Linked DNA regions of Homo sapiens: region 2 is linked to region 1. A link is a loop called in an ENCODE intact Hi-C map of the cell type or tissue named here. Cell type or tissue: gastrocnemius medialis. All regions are shown on one strand.

Region 1 (5,000 bases):
GTTGTATCCATTTCTTTCTTTGGATTAGTTTTCAGAGTAATCCAGAAACCTGGGACGGCTATGCATCTCTGAAGAAGACAAAGACCTGTGGTCTTATTTGTTCCTTATACTTCTGAGCCTAGAGCCAGGATCAGGGTTGTAAAGGGCCAGGACCAGAAGGGCCTAGGACGTATTTCTCAGAGATTTCCAGGGTTTTGCTCCAGATGAAAAATTCCCCTTGCATTTAGTTAACTAGAACGTGAGACAAAAGCCACACCTTGGTCAAGCTGAGGTGAGCACTTGGAAAGAGCCGTGGTGATACTGACGTTTGCACTGATCACCCACCTGTCCACTCTGTTCCCAGGTGTGCCGGCATGTGAAGAATGGGGACATTCTGCTACTGAACCGACAGCCCACACTGCACAGACCCTCCATCCAGGCCCACCGTGCCCGCATCCTGCCTGAAGAGAAAGTGCTGCGGCTCCACTATGCCAACTGCAAGGCCTATAATGCCGACTTTGATGGAGACGAGATGAATGCCCATTTCCCCCAGAGTGAGCTGGGCCGGGCCGAGGCCTACGTCCTGGCCTGCACTGATCAGCAGTACCTTGTTCCCAAGGTAGGTCTGGCCTTGAGGCTGTTCCGTGGTCATCGTCAGCATGACTTAGCACTTTTAAGTTGGGCCCTGCCAGCCCCTGGGGTCATTGGGCAGCTCCAGGACAGGGGCGCCTGGAATGGAGGGTCCTGGTTTCTCCCAGGTGGGGCTTTTAGCCCATCTAGTGGCTTAGAGGCTGGGAAATGTTTCTGTTTTGCTGCGTTGTAAAATGTAAATCAGGACAGAAATTGTGATAGCCATCCCAGAAAGCCAACCTTAATAACTGTGTGATAGGTCTTGTGTTCAGCACTTAAATTTGGATTCTGCAACTTAGTAGCCCCCGGCTAGCATTAGCATCCCAACACTGTAATGGTTCTCATGGTCCACTGATGACTTTGATCCTTTGTTCTGACAAACATGAGTTTTAAGAAGCAGCCTAACCCCAAGGGCCCAGAAGAGATCCCGCAGCAGCCCGTGAAGGCATCTTCTGTCCCCTTTGAATCCTTTCCTTCTTTCTCCAAGTTCACTCCTCAAGGGCAACCCCTTGTGGTCACAGCTGTCCAGAGGGACACGAGGGAAGGATAGAACTTCCTCCCCCGTCTCCTTAGCAGCTGACTCTTGGCCAGGAGTGGCAGGGGCCTGAGTTAGCATGTGCTCATGGGAGGGACAGAGCGGGGAAAGAGGCAGGCTGCAGGAAAGAAGACAGAGTGTGTTCCAGTGCCTCCTTCACCCTCACCACCCACCCAAAGGTCTGAGTCCTCCTAAATTATAAGCCATTTGCGCCACAATGATTCATAGTTATACATCATTCATTTGGATTGTGGTGGAGTATGAAGAATAATCGTAACGTCAAACCAAGGCTCCCATTTCCCAAGTACTTTTTCAGTGCCATACACTGTGCAGAGAGCACTTTAGAGGCTCCTCATTTCACCCTCCCCACAGTCCTTGGAGGTAGGTGCTATTCATGTCCACATTTTACACTTGAAGGATTCGTGTAACTTGTCCAAGGACACTCAGCTGAGAAGCAGCAGGAAGGACAAGGAGTTCCTGGATCTTCCTAGGGTTTGTGCTACCACAGAGATGGAGACCTCTGTGCACAGGGAGTGCCAGGGGCTGCTCAGAGATGCCTAGTGTCAATCAGCATCCTCTGCTCCTTGGAGCTTCTCTATTCCCATCAGCCGTCTGCCACGAAGGAATCAGGCAGGTGGCCAGGAGCCCGGCATCCCGGACCCTTTTCCCACCAGATGCACCACTGTGGCTTCACAAGGGTCCCGGTTGTTTGAGTTGGCCTTTCCCTTCTCTGCCCACCTTTGTTGGCTGTGGATTAGCAAAGGGACTAAATGTAGGAAGAAGTGGTGAAGGGCCTACCCAGATTACTTGGAAATTAAAAAAAATACATTTGCTAATTTGAAAAGTGGCTTTTTATGTTTTCATTTAAATAATAATGTGGCTCTGTGGTGGTGGCAGTAAAAGCTGCCATTTATTAAGTGGGTCACAGGCCTTAGGCACTGCTGTAAGCAGTTTGCAGACATTCCCTTCCTTATGAGGTTGGTGTGATTTTCAGACAAGGAAACACCAAGTGAGTAATATGTCAGCCAGCAATGAGGCCAAGACTTGAACCCAGCAGCTTTGGACGACACCCGCCCCCCCCCCCCGCCCATGTGCTTGGCTGTGCGTGTTCTTAGCCCCACTCGACAGCCAAGGCTGGGACTAAGGGAAGGCAGGTGACAGGAAGTGGCTGCCAGAACTGTGTGGGTCTCTGACTCTATAGCAGCCGAGTCATATTTCACCAGAGGGGACACTACCGGGGAGCAGCAGATGGTTTTTTGCTGGCAGAGTGACCTGAGGCATTAGCTATGTGGGGAGTTGAGGTGCTCTGAAGTCCTCAGACCAGTGACCTTGAATGTGCTGTGCTTGATTTTGATTGAATACGGTGCAAAGCCATAGGAGACTTCATGCTTACATTGTGTCCTGCAGTGGGCTGACATATAAATCCAAGTGGACCTCATCACATGCTAATATGCCTATGAGTTTTAGGTTGGGCGTACACTTAAGGGAGGCAGGAGAACACAGGTAAATAAACTTAATGTCAATAAATTAATTTATTGAAAAAAGCTTATGGGAGATGGCTTGAAGATTCACTGTACTTTCATTCACTTTCTTTTGTCGGAGGTAAAGAGCTTTTGATTCTTGATAAATTTTATTTAGTCCTTGGTGTAAATGCCAAGAAGTGGAATCCTTATATTTGCTAATGGTTATAAAAATGCAACATGTCTTTATTGGCAGAGTCCTAAAAGGACAAGAGCTGATTTGGTTAAACTAGGAAAACCAGTATTTTGAGGTAATTTTTCTTAGCATATCTTTATTTCCCTTAGTTTCCATATTTCTTTATTTATAATTCAATTTCTTCTCTATTACCAGGTTATCTTCCTTAAGTAACCATAATACTGAATTAAAGTACATTTTGTCGTTGGTTTTATGTACTTAGTAGAGTTTTGTGGCGTCTTTTTACTTAAAATAGGAGTTGAATGGAACTCATTTCTTTTCCATGAAAACAGTTAAACTTTTCATTTATGTGTTACTTTTTGGACTAATTTTTTTTCCTTCTGTTTATTTATTGAGGGCCCATACTTTGTGGAAAGTTTTTAAGCAAGGCTTCAGATATGTTTCCTGACTTCTACTTAGTCAGCTAGAAAATTCAAGTTACAGGGATACCCTATTCACAAAGCATCCTAACCAGAGACATTAATTGTAATGTCATTTTGCTATTAAGGAGAATAGTAAAGCTGACAATTGTCTGGGGTTTTGATTCAGAGGTGTTCTTTCTGATCCTAAGCAGGAGTTAGGAAATTTAGAATTATAAGTAGACCTTTAGTAATTGCTTTAATCAGCATTCTGCCATAGAATTTGTGATGATTGCATTGAAAATGATTTAGCCATCAAAGTAATTGTCTAGTCATGGAAAAATCTGGACAGAGAGAGGAAAAGGCACTGAATAGATCACAGAACCTGTAATTATGTTCTTTAAGGAAAAAAACAAAAGGAAAAATCAGTATCTGCCCCCCAAAGACTGTGAGATGAGTCAAATGCATAATACTGGTTTGGGTTTTTCCCCCAAGCAAAATAAGACCATCTAGGCAACAAGAGGTAGAGTATAATTTTTTTATGTACATTATTAAGTGAAAGCCTTCATAAGAGGGGCTGTGTGCTCCATCTGATCTTGCCTTAGGTCTGTGCCACCTTTCCAGCCCATCTGTAATCGTTATCTTTGAGTTTACATAGAGCCCATCACTGTAGTGTTTAGACCATTTGACAAGGATCCTTTTTTAGCCTTTGAGTTAGTACATATGGTTAAATTTCTGGTGCTTCTCCCAGACTGCATTTGTGAGTTCCCTTAGCCTTAGTTATAAAACATGACCATACTGTTGGCTAGTATTTAACAAATAATCAAATGATTAATAATCTTTATATCCAAGGCACAGGTTTTTCTCAAATTCCTATAAACATTGAAAAGTTTACAAAATCTACATCTTAAAGAACGTCAGTGAGCATAGCTATTTTTACTTCAGCGTGCGTTATGTTGCCGTGAACACAGACCCGACAGATAAGGTTCAGGAGACTGGGGATCAGAATGGCTGTGAAAGTGTCAAATGAAATTAATGCACTCACCAAATCTCAGGCTTTTCATAAAAGCCTTTCTTTTTGGCATCTGGTAGATAACAGCCTTTATTAAGGGCCCACCATGAACCCTGTGCTGTGTTGTGAAGAGATAACTAATAATGGCTATTCTCCCTTCTGCAGTCATGCACATCAGGCCCACTCACAGCTCTCTTGAGGAACCTGTGCCGGAACCCCTTCCTCCCAACACTGGCCAGCTCACCCCTCAGGCCTCAACTGTGAAACTGCCCTTCGGAGAGGCTATTTCTGACCATCCCCCTCACCTCAAGTCTATATTATGACCCACCCTGTTATTTTCCTCTTTGGCATTTAAAACACTTTGTGATATTGTATTTATCCAATCATTTGTTTACTGTCTAGTTCTTCTTCATCATAAAGGACCATGTCTGTTTGGTCCCCTGGAGTAGGGAAAAGCCTACCCAGTGCCTAGGCATTCAGGAGGCTCCTGATAAATATTTGTTGAGTGCATGACTGATTTACAGAAGAGCCAGGCCAGAAACGTGTGAAAAATACTAAAGCATAAAACCAAAGTATAAAAACAAGAACACAGCTGACAGCAGCCAGACCAAATTTAGGCATAAATGCCAAAAATATGCTGGAGTAACTAGAACCAGATGGGATTAAACAGAGAAGGCCGGGGGAACGGGATGAGTTTGAAGCAGTCTTGATATAGGATAGTGGGCAAATGGCAAACGTAGAAGCCAGTGCTAAACCCTGGTCATGTGCTTTGGGAAGCAGTTGGCTCCCA
Region 2 (5,000 bases), 320 kb after region 1:
ACCCCAGAGCACAGCAGTGGGGAAAAGTGAAACATTCACCCGTGAGAAAGTGAGCTCCCCTGCATGCCTAACATCCATCGCAGGCAAGAAAAACTGTCTCCCAGGGCCTCGATGAGCCCAATGAACATCAACGAGGGATGAGCCGGGAGGGCAGACAGTGAGCAAGCTGCTCATTAGGGCTCTGCTCATCAGGACCTAGTTGTCAACAGCCTAACCAGGCTTGGCTTGAGCCAGCGATCTCCTGGGAGCTGTTAGCAATCCCTGCAGATGTGCTTTGCGGCTAGATGTGAAGTTAGAGTGTGCTGACTTCTTCTTCATCTTCTTCTTCTTTAAGGAAAACAACTTTCAGTTCCCCAAGGAGCACATTCCTTCATTGTGAGGTCTTCCCTCCGCATTTCCCCATTCCCTCAGAAAAGAAAGGAAGCAAAAAAGCCTTGGCTGCTGCTTCTGTGTAGGCTCCTCAAACAACAACAACAAAAAACTATTTTTGCAGCTCTCTGAAAAAGTCCCCACTGATGGCAGCAGCCAGAGAACATGAGGGGGCAGAACAGAGCTGACGCAATGCACATTTATTAGCAGTGAGGAAAATTAATAAGGCACCAGCTCGAGGGCAGCCCCACAGACCTGGATGCCCCAGGGACAGCTGTAGACCTGGTGGTCCCCAGGCTGAGTCCTCAAGATGCCTAATCAGTTGCAATTCTAGATCAGCACAGCTGGAGGGAGGCTTGGAGATCATCTAGTCCAGAGGACAAATGCTTTTTATCACGCATGCCAAATCTAATTGATTGGTAGAGGCTGCCTGAAGCTCTGTGTTGAAAAGGATCCTGAGGCTGCATCTGGGTCCCTTTGGGAATGAGTGCTATAATTGATTAGCAATGTCTGCCATGGATGAAAGAAAAGGAGTGGCAGGATTCACACCATGTGTTTGCCACTCCTGGTCTAGTTCGATCCTGCCTTTTTTTTTTTTTTTTTTTTTTTTTGATGAGAGAGACTGAGTCCTGACGCCCGTTGTTGGTAGGGTTTTTCCCAGCCTTCTCAGGAATCTGACTACTGTTGGTCAGTGGCAGGTAGCCTGAATGTCTCTGAGGACTGAAGATGTCAGATCCAAAGACTGTCTCCAAAAAGCCAGAACAACTGCTGATTTTAGTTAATGCTATAAACTGCCTGTTTCCTGGAAATAATCGGTAAAATTAGTTGTCTCGTGGAATCGACTGGTCAGTTCAACCAATGTAGGTGATGTATCAGGCCCAGGTAAGCCCCAAGCCAGTGTCTACCTAACGTTAGTGCTCAGTTTGGCCAAAAAGAGTTCATGGGGGAGGCTAACCAACTATCTGAGCTCAAGACAATAGAACTCCCAAGTGGTCAACAAAGTTGTTCTAATCAGATGGATCACTGGCCGTCTGATTACTACCAGACAAGCTTGAGTCAAGGTGTTCTAGCCACCCTGGCCAGGACTCTACCTCCCTCACCATCATCTCCTCCTGCCCTTCCAGCCTGGCTTCTTTCCTTTCCCCTTTTGAGCCCGTGACAGATCCTGCTTCCTCTGCCAGAGAATCCTTCTGCAGTGGGCTGAACACCTCGAGAAAGTCTTCCTGACTGACCCTTCCAACACCTGCAGATAGTTCCACTGCCTTAGAGCCTCTCCTTCCATCTGTGACAGCTCAAAAACCATTCAGGCCACTCCTCATTTTAAAACTGAGGAAACTGAGGCTCAAGAATGGACATGGCTCACTTGATATCACACAGGAGGTAGACTGTTGACTTTAACCAATTGCCCCCCACTCAGTTGGCTCAGGTCTCCTGATTCCAACTCCAGGGTTGTGGTGGCTGCCTGGGGAAAATCCATTCTGTCTGGTTCACTGAGTTTCGTGCGTGACTCAGAACAACACAGATAACTTCTGAGGACTCCTGGAAGTGGGCGGACCTTCACTTTGGGGTGGCAAAGAACTTGACATGTGATGGGGGTGTGTGGGGGAGTGTGAGGGTGGCGTGGGTCATTGGTAAGGGGGGTAGGCTGCAGGAGAGGGCTGACCTGATATGAACCCTGGGGGGACTGCCAAGGGGCCCAGCCACTACCTCCTGGGAACAAGGAAACAAGGTAGTTTATCTCTCTGGCTTCGGAGCGTTTGTCACACTGCCCCCTGGAAGTCTACCCTGGCATCTTAGGTCCCCAACATTCCCCATCTTGAATTCAACAATCCTCTTTTGAGTGGGGCAGGGAAAACAAGCCCTTCCACAAGGAACTCGGCTAAGTGAAAAGTGGCCCTCAGCGGTGGTGGACAGAGCCCAGGCTTTGGACAAGGATGGTCCCGAATTGACCCTTGGCTCACCACCTACAAGCTGGGAGTTTGGCTGAGTTCCTTGATCTCACCGGGCCTCAGTTTCCTTGTTTGCAAAGCTAGGATAGAAAGATTACTGGCCCTCATAGGGTTGTTGTGAGGATTAAAGGGAGATTATCAATGTAAAGGGCTGAGCACAGGGCTTGGCAGATGGCAGCTAATAACTGCACCTTGAACGTCTCTCCTCTCCTCTCAGTGCAGTACCATACATGCTTCAGGGCTCTGATCCTACCACACCTCCTTCAGGAAGCCTTCCCTGGACACACTCAGCCCAGAGGAACACACTCCGCTCTTGGGAACTTCCAGGCTCACCTGCCAGTGTTCTATACTGAAAGCCTTGTTTCTCCAAAGAACCCACAGATCACTGGGGGCTGATGTGGTTTGCAGCCCTCCTTGCTCCTGCAGGCTCCCAGCTCAGAGCTGAACACACAGCACATGCTGAATAACATGGCTGCTCAAGCTCCTGGCACCCTCTCCCCGCCCCAGCCCACCTTATTCCCCCAGATCCCCTGATTTTCCAACCCCCTGTCTCATTTGTTCCTAATGCTTCTGTCTCCATGTCTCCAGAGCTCTGTTTGCATGAGGGAAAAAACTCTACATACACACACACACACACACACACACACACACACACACACACACACAGCCCAGAAAGCATCCAGTTGCTCCCGGGCTGGCTGCCAGCGATTGAGTGACCTGCAGCTTCCTCCCCAAATCACATTCCACTGGCACGGATCTTGCCCCGCCTGACGCCAGCCTCCGAACTCGCCCCCAGAGCAAACATTTCCAGTTGGCAGCTCGGCCTTGTTTTTCTGAGGCCCTGATTCGGGCTCCCTTGTAGAAAACAGAAAACAAAATGCATTGGACCAAAAATGAAATGAAATAAATTTTAAAAGGATGGAGGGCTGGGGGAAGGCATTTGCTCCAAGTCACATGGAAAAATAGAAGCTTCAGGGTGTACAAATAGCGTTTAAGAAGCAAACACACATGCTCACCATCCCCCCATCCTGCTGGCTTTGAGGCTGTGATCAATTCATTCAGGCTGCTGCCTCCCGCTAAAAGACTTACTCTGTTCTCATTCACAGCTGCGAGGGGAGGACCCGGGAGAAGGGTGGTGGGAGACCACAGATCTGAAAGGGGAGGGTGATCGGGGTTACAGGACTGTTGTTTGTTCCAAAGGGGAAATTAGAGGAAGAAAAATAAACATGGCCAGCCACATTTTAACCCCAGTGCGCGAGGAGTCCGGGGATGGACAGGGTATGTGTGTGCGTGTGCTGGCGTGTGCACATGCCTGTGGGCGCCGCCGTGTTTGCCTTCTCAAAATAAGAGCTGCTCAGTGGAAAGATGTCATAACCCAGGCTCAGGCGGCAGGGGGACGGGCCAGCCAGGGGGGGCAAGGCTGGCGCCCAGGCCTGCCCATGGGGTCAGGCAAAGGCCGGGTGTCAGAACAGGGGAGCTGTGAGTCAAGGGCCAGGCGTTTGATGCCGAAGGTCAGCCCCCAGCTGGGGCTCAGTCCATGGGGAAGAGGTGGTCCGAGGAGCATTGCTAAGAAAGGATGAGCTCATGGGATGTGGGGCTCATCTCAGCAAAGGAGGGTTGTGATGTGGGGAGGGAGGCCCCAGGGGAAGTCCATGGAGGTGGAAGGGACTAGGTGAGGTGGCAGGGTGAGGAGGAGGACAGAGAGGTGGTTAGCTGACCCCAGAGTGAGGGCAGTTGGCCACCAATCTGGCTGGGTCACAGAGCTGAGGAGCAGGGCTGCAAAGCACCTCCTGCCCAGGAACAAGGATGCTGGGAGGTGGCATGGGAAAGGAGACAGGGATCCCAGGACTGAGAGAGCATGCGGGACCTGGGCTGAGATGTAGGGTCCTTGGCCCAGGAGAGTCCCAGACGTGTTGTCAAGCATCAGGCCAGGAGTGAGTGGGCAGTCACATGAGAAGCCAGGCAGGTCCGTCAGCTTGGGAAGCCGTGAGACAGGACGAGAGCAGGCAGCTCAGAGCTGGCACCAGGACCTGTGTGGCTGGGTCGCTTCTCTATGGTGCCAGCTTCTCCATACAGGGAAGAGCCTGGCACCTTTAAGGGAGCTGGCAGTACCGAAGAGATCCCAGAGAGAGGGCCTGATGGAGTCTGCAGTGGCTGTCGGTGCTCAGCTTGATGGTCAGGGGCTCTGGAGCAGGAAGGTACACAGTCCAAGAAGGAAGATCCAGTGTCCCCCAGAGGGCGATGGCAGGACCGCCTGTGTCCTAATCACCTGGAGTATGTAATAAAATGTACCTTTCTTCCATTCTTTCTACCTGCTGGATCAGAACCCATGTGATTGGGCCACTGAGGAGCTGAACTTTAGATGGCCAGCCATGGGATTCTCCTGCACATTCAGGTTGAAGAATCCCTGCCCGAGCTGATGTTGCCAAATCCTTTGACCTTCCTGGCTCCTCTTCTCTGGCTGTAGCACTATCTATCCAGACCCTAGGAACCACAGGACTTTCCACTTTCCCTTTACCACGATCTTCAAGGACAGTAGTCAACAAACCTTTCCCAAGGGTATTTTGACTTTGATTCCGAAACTTTGTAAACCCAAAGAAATGAGTCTCTAATGGTGGAAATTCAGGCCTGGAGAAAGCCAGTAAAAGAATCTTGGAGAGAACATGGGGTGCCTTCCAACTA

The links. Peaks named below come from ENCODE experiments on the same cell type or tissue, not always from the same donor. Only the 100,000 strongest peaks of a DNase experiment are listed, where the experiment ranks them.
Region 2: a loop joins it to region 1, with 2.6 times the contacts of the local background. A loop is called at or near these places in 11 of 110 quality-filtered maps.

What each region holds. Positions count from the first base shown.
Region 1 is chr2:86,065,616-86,070,615 of GRCh38, reverse strand. POLR1A (RNA polymerase I subunit A) reads left to right here. Exons shown (of 34, transcript NM_015425.6): 13 at 344-598. Among named protein-coding and RNA genes, the nearest start is that of POLR1A, 38 kb to the left of the region's middle. RefSeq lists an enhancer at 1-1,144 and a silencer at 4,063-4,263. In gastrocnemius medialis, no CTCF peak of the experiment used is centred here; DNase peaks (open chromatin) are centred at 1,183 and 2,315; H3K27ac peaks cover 5,000 bases.
Region 2 is chr2:85,740,705-85,745,704 of GRCh38, reverse strand. No RefSeq gene overlaps it. Among named protein-coding and RNA genes, the nearest start is that of ATOH8, 11 kb to the left of the region's middle. In gastrocnemius medialis, no CTCF peak of the experiment used is centred here; DNase peaks (open chromatin) are centred at 244, 3,044, 3,694, 4,274 and 2 weaker places; H3K4me3 peaks cover 683 bases; H3K27ac peaks cover 5,000 bases.